Linked DNA regions of Homo sapiens: region 1 is linked to region 2. A link is a contact called in ENCODE Hi-C or POLR2A ChIA-PET data. All regions are on one chromosome and are shown on one strand. The core of a region is the stretch at or near the end of the contact, and the rest is flanking DNA. Distances in the headings are between cores, read along the strand shown.

The links. A loop is a pair of places that touch in the nucleus more often than their neighbours do. ChIA-PET counts read pairs that join two places held with the same protein, here RNA polymerase II (POLR2A). Pooled maps may share reads with other maps.
Region 1: a map of naive thymus-derived CD4-positive, alpha-beta T cell shows a loop between it and region 2 (12-fold over the local background). The contact joins the enhancer-like site here to the promoter of PTPN7 in region 2. A Hi-C loop is called at or near these places in 1 of 168 maps with a recorded cell type or tissue (naive thymus-derived CD4-positive, alpha-beta T cell), 2 of 37 single-sample maps with no recorded cell type and 4 of 50 pooled maps. POLR2A ChIA-PET finds 5 or more read pairs at or near these places in 1 of 52 experiments (OCI-LY7).

Annotation. Positions count from the first base shown.
Region 1 is chr1:205,285,556-205,290,080 of GRCh38, reverse strand. No RefSeq gene overlaps it. Among named protein-coding and RNA genes, the nearest start is that of NUAK2, 34 kb to the left of the region's middle. Within about 2 kb of position 1,725, at least 13 of the 41 ENCODE cell types and tissues checked have a DNase peak (open chromatin) inside an H3K27ac peak, as active enhancers do; they include OCI-LY7, where a contact is called at or near this core.
Region 2 is chr1:202,159,352-202,164,054 of GRCh38, reverse strand. PTPN7 (protein tyrosine phosphatase non-receptor type 7) reads left to right here and starts at 3,453. Exons shown (of 10, transcript NM_002832.4): 1 at 3,453-3,510; 2 at 4,601-4,703. The coding sequence starts at 4,653. RefSeq lists enhancers at 1-632, 4,163-4,242, 4,503-4,592, 4,693-4,703.

The sequences.
Region 1 (4,525 bases), core at 476-2,975, 3.1 Mb before region 2:
GCCAGGAGTTCAAGACCACCCTGGGCTATATGGCGAAACCCCATCTCTACTAAAAATGCAAAAATTAGCTGAGCATGGTGGTATGTGCCTGTAATCCCAGCTATCTGGGAGGCTGAGGTGGGAGGATCCCTTGAGCCTAGGAGGTTGAGGCTGCAGTGAGTTGAGATCACACCACTGCTCTCTAGCCTGGGTGACACAGTAAGACTGTCTCCAAACAAAAAGAGAAGGAATACAGCAGGCAGGGGGTTGCCAGATAAAAGAAAGGATGTCCAGTTACATTTGAATTTCCGATAAACAATGAATTTTTTTTTAGTATAATATTACACAGGACATGCTTAACTAAAAAGTTATTCATTTTTTTTTTTGTTTTTTTTTTTTTTGAGACGGAGTCTTGCTCTTTTGCCCAGGCTGGAGTACAGTGGTACAGTCTCGGCTCACTACAACCTCCGTCTCCTGGGTTCAAGCAATTCTCCTGCCTCAGCCTACTGAGTAGCTGGGATTACAGGCGCACGCCACCACACGCGGCTAATTTTTGTATTTTTAGTAGAGATAGGGTTTCACCATGTTGATCAGGCTGGTCTCGAACTCCTGACCTCATGATCCGCCCACCTCAGCCTCCCAAAGTGCTGGGATTACAGGCATAAGCCACTGCCCCTGGCCTTCTATTCATTGTTTATCTGAAATTCAAATTTAAATGGGTGTTCTGTGTTCTGTATTTTTACTTGCAAAATATGGCAACCCTAATAGCAGGAGAGATTTGGGTTAGTCAACAGGATGAACTTGGATCAGATATTGGGATTCTGACCCAGGGAAGGATGGAGAATCCCCTATTCTGGACAGCTTTAAAAAAGGAGAATGTGGGCCAAGTGTGGTGGCTCATGCCTGTAATCCCAGCACTTTGGGAGGCCAAGGCAGGCGGATCACCTGAGGTCAGGAGTTCAAGACCAGCCTGACCAACATGGAGAAACCCCGTCTCTACTAAAAATACAAAATTAGCCGGGTGTCGTGGTGTATGCCTGTAATCCCAGCTACTTGGGAGGCTGAGGTAGGAGAATCGCTTGAACCCAGAGGGCGGAGGTTGCGGTGAGCTGAGATCACACCATTGCACTCCAGCGTGGGCAACAAGAGCAAAACTCTGTCTGGAAAAAAAAAAAAAAGAAAAAAAAGGAGAATGTGGCCAGGTGCGGTGGCTCACACCTATAATCCCAGCACTTTGGGAGGCTGAGGTCAGGAGTTCAAGACCAGCCTGGCCAACATGGAGAAATACTGCCTCTACTAAAAATACAAAAATTAGCCAGGTATGGTGGCACATGCCTGTAATCCCAGCTACTCAGGAAGCTGAGACAGGAGAATCACTTGAAGCTGGGAGGCAGAGGTTGCAGCGAGCCAAGATCGTGCCACTGCACTGCACTCCAGCCTGGGCAGCAGAGTGAGACTCTACCTCAAAAAAAAAAACAAAAAAAAAAAGCAAAAAAAAAGAAAGGTGAATGTGTCTGAGGACTGAAGGGCAAGCCTCTAAATGCTTAGGGGTAGAGTTTATAGTCAGAGGGACCTTCCTGCAGCTGGGCCAGAGACTCACCCACCCTCTAGAAACCTCAGCAGCTGAGGATGAACAAAACCCACAGGAAGTGGTGGAAGTGAAACTTGGTGTCAGTGTTGTTGTTATTAAAAGGGGGAAGTGACACCGGGTGAGTGAAGGGTGGGTGGAGGTGAAGTCTCTATAGGCAGCGAGGTCATTCGGCAGCGCCCCCCTTCCTGCTCTGCTAAGAATAGTTACGGTTGTGATAGGGGTGTGGTTTGTCTGAGGCTGGGGGAATGAATCTCGCTTGATGTCTGGATGGGGCAGAGCAGAAGTAGCACTGGGGTGGTCAGAGCTTCAAGTCAGGTGGCAGCAAAACCTAAGAAGCATTTTTGGGTTTGGAAATAAACAAATAAGTGGCCTCAGAAGCAGCTCAGAGGAGAAGGATCCTGCCTTCCAGCTAAGAGAACTATAAGAGGGAAGCAGGGCCCATGACCATGACAGTCCCTCCTCTAGTCAGCTTGGGAAGCTCTGAGAAGCTCTTTCCATTAAGAGAGTCAGGGATGCTCCAGAAATCAGGCTGGCAGGGAGGCTGCAGTGCGTTTTTGTCTCTAGCACTTACTGAGCACTTACTGTGTGCTTGACATTGTGCCAGGCCCTGAGGCTCCAGAATTAAATACAGTGTGGTTCCTGCGCTCCAGAGGTTGGAAGTCCAGTGGAAGAGATATGCATCAAACTAATATAAATTCATGAATTCATTGTGATCAGAGGTAATAGTTGAAAGCCCAAGCAGCAGCCTACCTACTGTGAGCCTGAGCCCACCCCTCAGCAACTCCCCAGCCCTGGCCCAGGCTGCAAACCAACAGAGGCCGGAGTCACCCAGCTGCCTGCAGAGCAGTGCATCAAGTCAGGACCCTTTCTCTGCCCAGACGTCTTTGCCAACTGTTTGGAACAAAGGGAAATCATCTGGTTTGGGGAAAGACATAAGAATGACCGTTTTCTTTCCTAAACCTTCACCCTCTCCCATTTCGGCCTGAGAAAAGCTGTTAGATGCTTCTTCAGAGGGTTTCTAAGGGCCACAATTGCCTTCCACCTAAGAGGGAACAGGGTGGGGAGGGGTGGCAATGGCCTTCTTTGACCGCAGAGGTTTTGGATTTAGCCTGAAGTCACAGAACAACTGAAGCCAAGAGACAGTTCACCCTTTCTGGTGTCTAGAGCTTATTGAACAAATGTCCATTGACCCCCTATTGCTAGGGGCAGGGGTGAAATATTGAGTTGAGTCCAGGGCTCCAGCCTACTAGAGGCACAGTCTGTAGAGAAGTCAGATAATGACCAGGCGGTGCCTAAGCTGGATCTGAATCCAGGGCCTTTAGTCATCAGACACTGGACAGATTCTTCGTGGAGGGAGTTGGGCCTTGAAGGCTGAAGAGTTTTCTGGGTCAAGTACATGTTTAGGGAGCAAGAATTCCTTGGAAACTTAAAAACTGGTCTCCCATGGTCAAGTCTGGCTCCTGTATGTGAACATCATACACACAGAACATGGCTCTGTATCCTGACTCCTATGCACCCCCGGCCACATTGTATACTCCTGCTTGTATGCTCCTGGCCAGTGAGGTGTCTGCAGTCTTGGGACAAGTGGTGGCCAGGGAGTCTTTGTCCCCTGGGTTCCTGGGGTTCAGGCTTCAGGTCTGGTTTCTGCCGTTGCCCCTCCTCTGGTTCCCTCCTTCTCACAAGACACAGCCTGACAACCTGGCCTTCTCTCTGCCTTCGTTAGGAGGGAGGCTGCTCAAACCACAGCTCACCACAGCTCACCACAGCTCACCACAGAGGCCAAGCTGGGTGTGCCTCTGTGGAGCAGCGGCAGGAGCCGGCTGAACACAGCCAGGACCAGTTTCCCCAGGGGCCAAATGCAACCTGTTCTCCATTGCATCTTCCCCACTGGTGGGCAAATTGTGTTGGGCTTCTGTGAGGCCCCATGAAGGTAAGAGAGTCTGGAGTGACTTTGCCCAGATTGGCTGTGTGACCTTGAGCAAGTCACTGGACCTCTCTGGGCCTTGACCTCCTTTATTCGATTATAATCCAGACCCTAGGGTCTATCCCAGCAATGTACGTGAACGTGTATTGTGAGTTGTCGAGCACAGCACTCGTGTGAGAGGTTATTACTTTATTACTTTGAATTTGCCCTGAGCCCCACAGTTTGAATAGGGAGGCTGCCTCAGAATTTATTTTTGAGTATCAGCTTCCAGATGGAAATTCCTAACCTGGGGTCTGAGGATGGTCTGCAGGGAGTCCTGGTGTCATATAGAGAATTTTTGAGTAGATGCGTTTTTCTTGGAAGAGGATGCAGAGTTTTCATCAGACCATTGAGGTCTGTTAAGAGCCACCATCTGAGCCCTAGGGCTCCCTCCATGGGGGGCAGGCAGAGGGGCCTCAAATCCTTGGTGGCCGTATTCATGAACCGAAGTGACCTGCTCAACAAGGACATGCCTATGTGGGTCTGAAAATACCGGCAAGCTAACAGAGCTCATGAGAACCACAGTGCCAGAGCCTGCGAGGTGAATTTCATTAGCACCCTCTGTGCTGGCCTGACCTTAGCTGGAGCACTGCGCTCTGTTCAAAACAACATGCTTTTTGTGGTTTTTTTTTTTTTTTGGTTGGTTAGTTTCGTTTTTTTAGAGATGGAGTCTCACTCTGTCGCGTAGGCTAGAGTACAGTGGCGTGATCACAGCTCACTGCAGCCTTGATCTCCCAGGCTCAAGAGCCTTGATCTCCCAGGCTCAAGCGATCTTCCCACCTCAGCCTCCCAAGTAGGTGGCCCATGTCTTCACGCCTGGCTTTTTTTTTTTTTTTGGTGAGAATCAGTAATTTTTTTTTTTTTTTTTAACTAGAGATGGGGTCTTGTCATCTTGCCCAGGCTGATCTCAAACTCCTGGACCCAACTGATGCTCCTCCCTCAGCCTCCACTTTGAGATTACAGGCGTGAGCCACTGCACCTGGACAAAGACA
Region 2 (4,703 bases), core at 2,204-4,703:
ATCCCATGCCCTTAACAGCACTTCCCTGCCCCACTCACCCTGTCTCCCCTGCTGTCTCCCTGCTTCCTGTGGGATGAGGCTTCCCAGATCCAGTTCTTGGTGTTTCTGTCTCCCCGACACAAACAGGAACAAGCCAGGGCCTACAAAGTTGGGGCAGAACAAGCCAGCTCAGGCTGGCCTAGGGTTTTGGGGGTGGGAAGGATGGAGGAACAGCCACCCGAGATCCTAGTGCTTCTCCAGAGAGGAGCCGAGGAGGGCAGCTAGGAAGGGGGCAGAGCAGCTGGAGTGTGCAGGACCCAGCAGTCCTGGCCCCAGGCAGCTGACTCTCTCCCCAGGATCCTCCCCTTGGATTGTTAAAAGGTGGCAGCCTTTGCCTCTGGGGGCCAACTGCTCCCCAGCAAGGAGCTCCCTACTCCCTAGGGGCTGGCAAAGAGCAACGACTTCTGGGAATTCCAGATGTAATGTCCGCCTTTCCCCGGGCCTGGGCTAGGGAGGGGGGCGCTTCTGACACTTGGGGCAGGGAGCTGCGGCTCACAGCCCTGGAACTGGGAATCACTAGAGGGGAAAACAAGAGAGTCAAGACGTGTGTGGCCAGAGCTTGGGAGGGCTGAGGGCACCCACCACAGCCTCAGATGGGACAAGGCTGACTCTCAAGATGCATCATGCCCTGCACCAGTCCCTCCCCAGCCTGGCCTGGTGGCTTGGGACACCCCTCTTTGTCCTCCCTGGAGTGGACTCTGTCCCACCCGGGATGCTGGGAGACCCCTGGGAGTGACTCCTTCCTGCACTTCCTCAGTGCTCGGCTGGAAGTGCCCCGGCAGCCCGGGTTCAGGGAGAAAGTCAGCAGTGAGGAGGAAGAGGGAGGCTGGTGAGAGGTGAGACCCGGCAGCCATGACCTCCTCACCCTGTGCTGCTCCCAGACCCACTTCCCCAGCCAGCTCCTCCCAGCTCCTCGGTCCTCTGGCTGCTGACTCCCAACCTCTCCTCCGTGAGCAAAGCACACCATGGGCTGACAAGGGAGGTGCTATGATCATCCCCCAGTGGAGGGAGGAAGCTGAGGAGGAGCCTGAGACTCAGCAATTTGCCCAAGGTCACACAGTTAATAAGCTACGTTTAGACTCATTATGCATAGATCTTTCTGATTTCCAACTATTACTATACTTTCTCTGGAGTCGAGGGTGGCTAGAACCTAAATCTCAACCCAGGAACACAAATCGATTCGAGTGATGGAAGTTTGAGAGCTGCTGTGACCTTTTGGCCCCAGGGGTGGGAAGGTTCTGGAGGGGAGAGGGAGTCACGCCCAGGAGCCTTCCAACAGCCCGGATGGGACAGAGTCCACTCCAGAGAGGGCAGAGAGGGGCGTCCCAAGTCACCAGGCCAGGCTGGGGAGGGGGAGGTGCAGGGCGATGACGCATGTCTTGTGCCATCTGAGGTTGCAGTTGGCATCCTCAGCCCTCATGAGCTCTGGCCACACACCTCCATGGATGTCCAGGTATCCCTAAGCACAGGGGAAGAAGGAGTGGGCAGGAGCCAAGGAGTGACTGTCCCCTCTACCCCACATCCACCCAGAGGGAACAGGGGATCTTTGAGAGGTCTTGCCTAATGCTCAGCCACTACCCCCACCCCCAACCCCAACTATCTTCCCCATCGCCTGGCTCCCAGCTTCCTTGCTGTGAAGCTCAGCTTCCAACTGTCCAGCCACTGCTAGGCCTCAGTCTGTGGGGGAAAGGGGTGGGCTCACAGCCAACAGGGCTCAGACCCTGGAAACTTGGGGGGACCAGGCAGACCTGTGTGGGGAGGGCTTTGCCGCTTCCTCCTCCCACCCCTGTGGTGTCCTAGCTTCCTGTTCTTGATAACAATCAGCATAGGCTCAGAGCCGGGCCCTCTTTCCAACCCCCACCTGCCCCCTCCTGTGTCCCCAGGGCCCCCACTACCCACCAGTGGAAACACTGACTGGTGTGGGGGGTGAGGCAGAGGCCAGTCTCCAGGTCACTGCTCGCAAGCATGTTAGGGATTCCCAGGTTCCTGCTTCCCTCCAGTCTGTCCTGAGCACGGGAACCAACCCCTTTCCCAGCCCTAATCGGCCTCCTCCTCAGGGAAACCCACCCACTCCGGAGAGGAACGCAGGCTGCAGGGAAGGAGGTGCCAGGATCAGCTGGCCATGGAGGGGCTCAAAAAAGAGCCAGCCCCTGTCCCCACTGCCAAGAGCAAGGGCGGGTGCTGGGAGGCCTTCTGAGCCTCTGGGGGCTGTTCTTGTTCTTCGTCTCAACCCTCCTCCTCAAGGGGCCAGCAGAAGGCCAGCCCCCTCCCGACCACCCCCTCCGGCATGCCTACCCCCTGTGCCTAGGGTACCTCATTTCTTTTTTGCTGTCACCATTTGACAGCTGAATCAGGGAAGTGGGAGGAAGAAAGAGGACGTGGATTGTGCATGTTGGGGGCCGGGAAGGGAAGGGCGTTTGAAATGTTACAAGGTAAAAGGAGGCGTGCAGCGAGCATGAACCGGCTGGGCTGCTGGCCCGCAAGGAGCCTGCCAAGGTCAGGCAGGGGCAGTGGGCAGAGGAGTCTTGGACTTGGGGGCCACCCTTCAGGTCCCAGGCATCCAGGCACCCCAGCAGCGAAGAGGACATGGGAGTCCCCTGGTGTGAGGGCCAGAGACTGTCCACTGTCTGTAAGTCTTCTAAGTAGATGTCAGGGTTCTGGGAGGAGGCCTGCAGGGGGCTGAGGGCCCAGGGGAAGCCCCTCGGACTCCCTCCCACAAGTGGACTCTGCTATCTGCTTCCTGCTGGGCTGGCCTACACTCAGGCCGTGGGCTGTGGAGAGCTGGGCCGTGGCACAGGCGTGGAGACGACCTTTTTGGCCTGGCCCCGGCCCTTTCCTTCACATTGTGAGGCATGGATTCTTGCTTCTTCTTTTTCCCCACCCCGAGTCTGTGCCACATCTGCTCTGGGAAGATGTGGTCTGTGCTTGGCCATGAATTCCCAAGGCTTGAAGCAGCAAGGGCTTTGAGGGAGAGGGCCTTGAGGGAGAGGGCCTTGAGGGAGAGGGCTGTGGGGCAGAAGCAGAGAAGGAGAAATAAGCCTCCGGCCAAGGTCAGGTTGAGCAGGAGAGCCTTGGGTTCTTTGTGGGACAGCACAGAGCTGGGGGTCAGGCGAGCTGTGCCCAGCAAGTAGGCAGCGGCTGGATGTGACAAAGACCCAGAGGAGAAACACAGAAGAGGGGAGAGGGTCTGGAAGCTGGGGAAAGCAGGATGGTCGGGAAGGCCTGGCCCCTCACCCATTCCCAGGGAACGGGGCCTTGGGCCCCAGAAGGGCACAGGCGGGAGGCAGCCGACCCCTGGTGGCAGCGGCAGCAGGCACAGGAGGGCAGAATGCAGCTGGGGTGTGCGTGGGTGGCAGCAAGGAGGGGCGGAGGGAGGAAGCTGGCTTCCTGGAGCCTTCTCAGCCCTCAAAGACAGACCGACAGACAGACAGACAGCTGGCAAGAGGCAGCCTGGGGGCCACAGCTGCTTCAGTAAGTATCTGAAGGGGGGACTGGGAGTCCTGTGGCCCCGGGGGGTGCGAACTCCGGGGATATAAGAGGGCATCTCTAGGAGGGAGTGCGGGAGGGCGAGTGGGGCGCCACAGTGCCTGGCTGGGGTATGGGTGCTCACAGACCTGATGTCCCCAAGACGGGGGTGAGCAGGGAAGCCACAGGGAGCTACAAGGAGAGCAGAGGCTGAAGGGACCTTTTCTGCTACCAGAGACCCTCGCTCTACCACTCACACCTGTGCCAGGCCCATTCTGTCCCCTCACCTCCGTCCCTGCTGCCTTGGTGATTCAACACCCCCGCCACCTCGCCCACTGTGACCCTGGCTCTGGGAGATAGGGACTGCCCCCAAGAGGAGATGGTCCCACCACCTCCATGCCTCCTGTCTTGCCCCCAGCTGTCGCCTCACCATGCGCTGTCGTTCAAGGGCTTGGTGAGGCCATTTCCTGTGACGGTTACAGAGGCGGGAGACGGGGGGATGGGCAGGAGGAGGAAGGAAACACCTCCAGCCTACCTCCCTGGACAGAGACCCCAGAAGCCAGAAACAGACCTGGGAGTGGAACAGCAGCAGTTAGGAGAGGACCCTGCTGGGGTCCAGGAGCCCGCCTGCCTGGCTGCCCAACCAGCTCCAACACTGCTGGAGGCCTCCATTCTCTGTTCAGGGGAAGGCCCACTGGTTAGCTCAGAGATGGCTTCTGCGTGCTTTCTCCCTTCCGTCCTAGAGAACACATATTTTCTGTTTCCTCCCTTGCCTTCTCCCACTTGGACCTGCTCAGAGCCCTGTGTACTCTGGTGTGTGGCCTCTCTCCCCTCTCTCTTTTCCTCCTTCTGGATTCTTTCCTATCTTCATCCACAATCTCTACCCTTTATCTTGCCGTTACTCTACCCCGAGACTGCCTTCTGCCCTGGGTCCCACCAAATAGATCCTGTCCTTCCCTTAGTGAAAATGAGGCCACCTCTTGGGGAACAGAAGACGCCCCAGTGAAAACAGAGTGCAAACCTGGCCTGGCATGGGAGCCTCCTTCTGGCCAATCAGGCAGGCCAGAGAACAGCAGCGGAGGGCCCTGTCTTTCAGGCAGACCTCATGGCTGAGTGAGCCTCCCCTGGGCCCAGCACCCCACCTCAGCATGGTCCAAGCCCATGGGGGGCGCTCCAGAGCACAGCCGTTGACCTTGTCT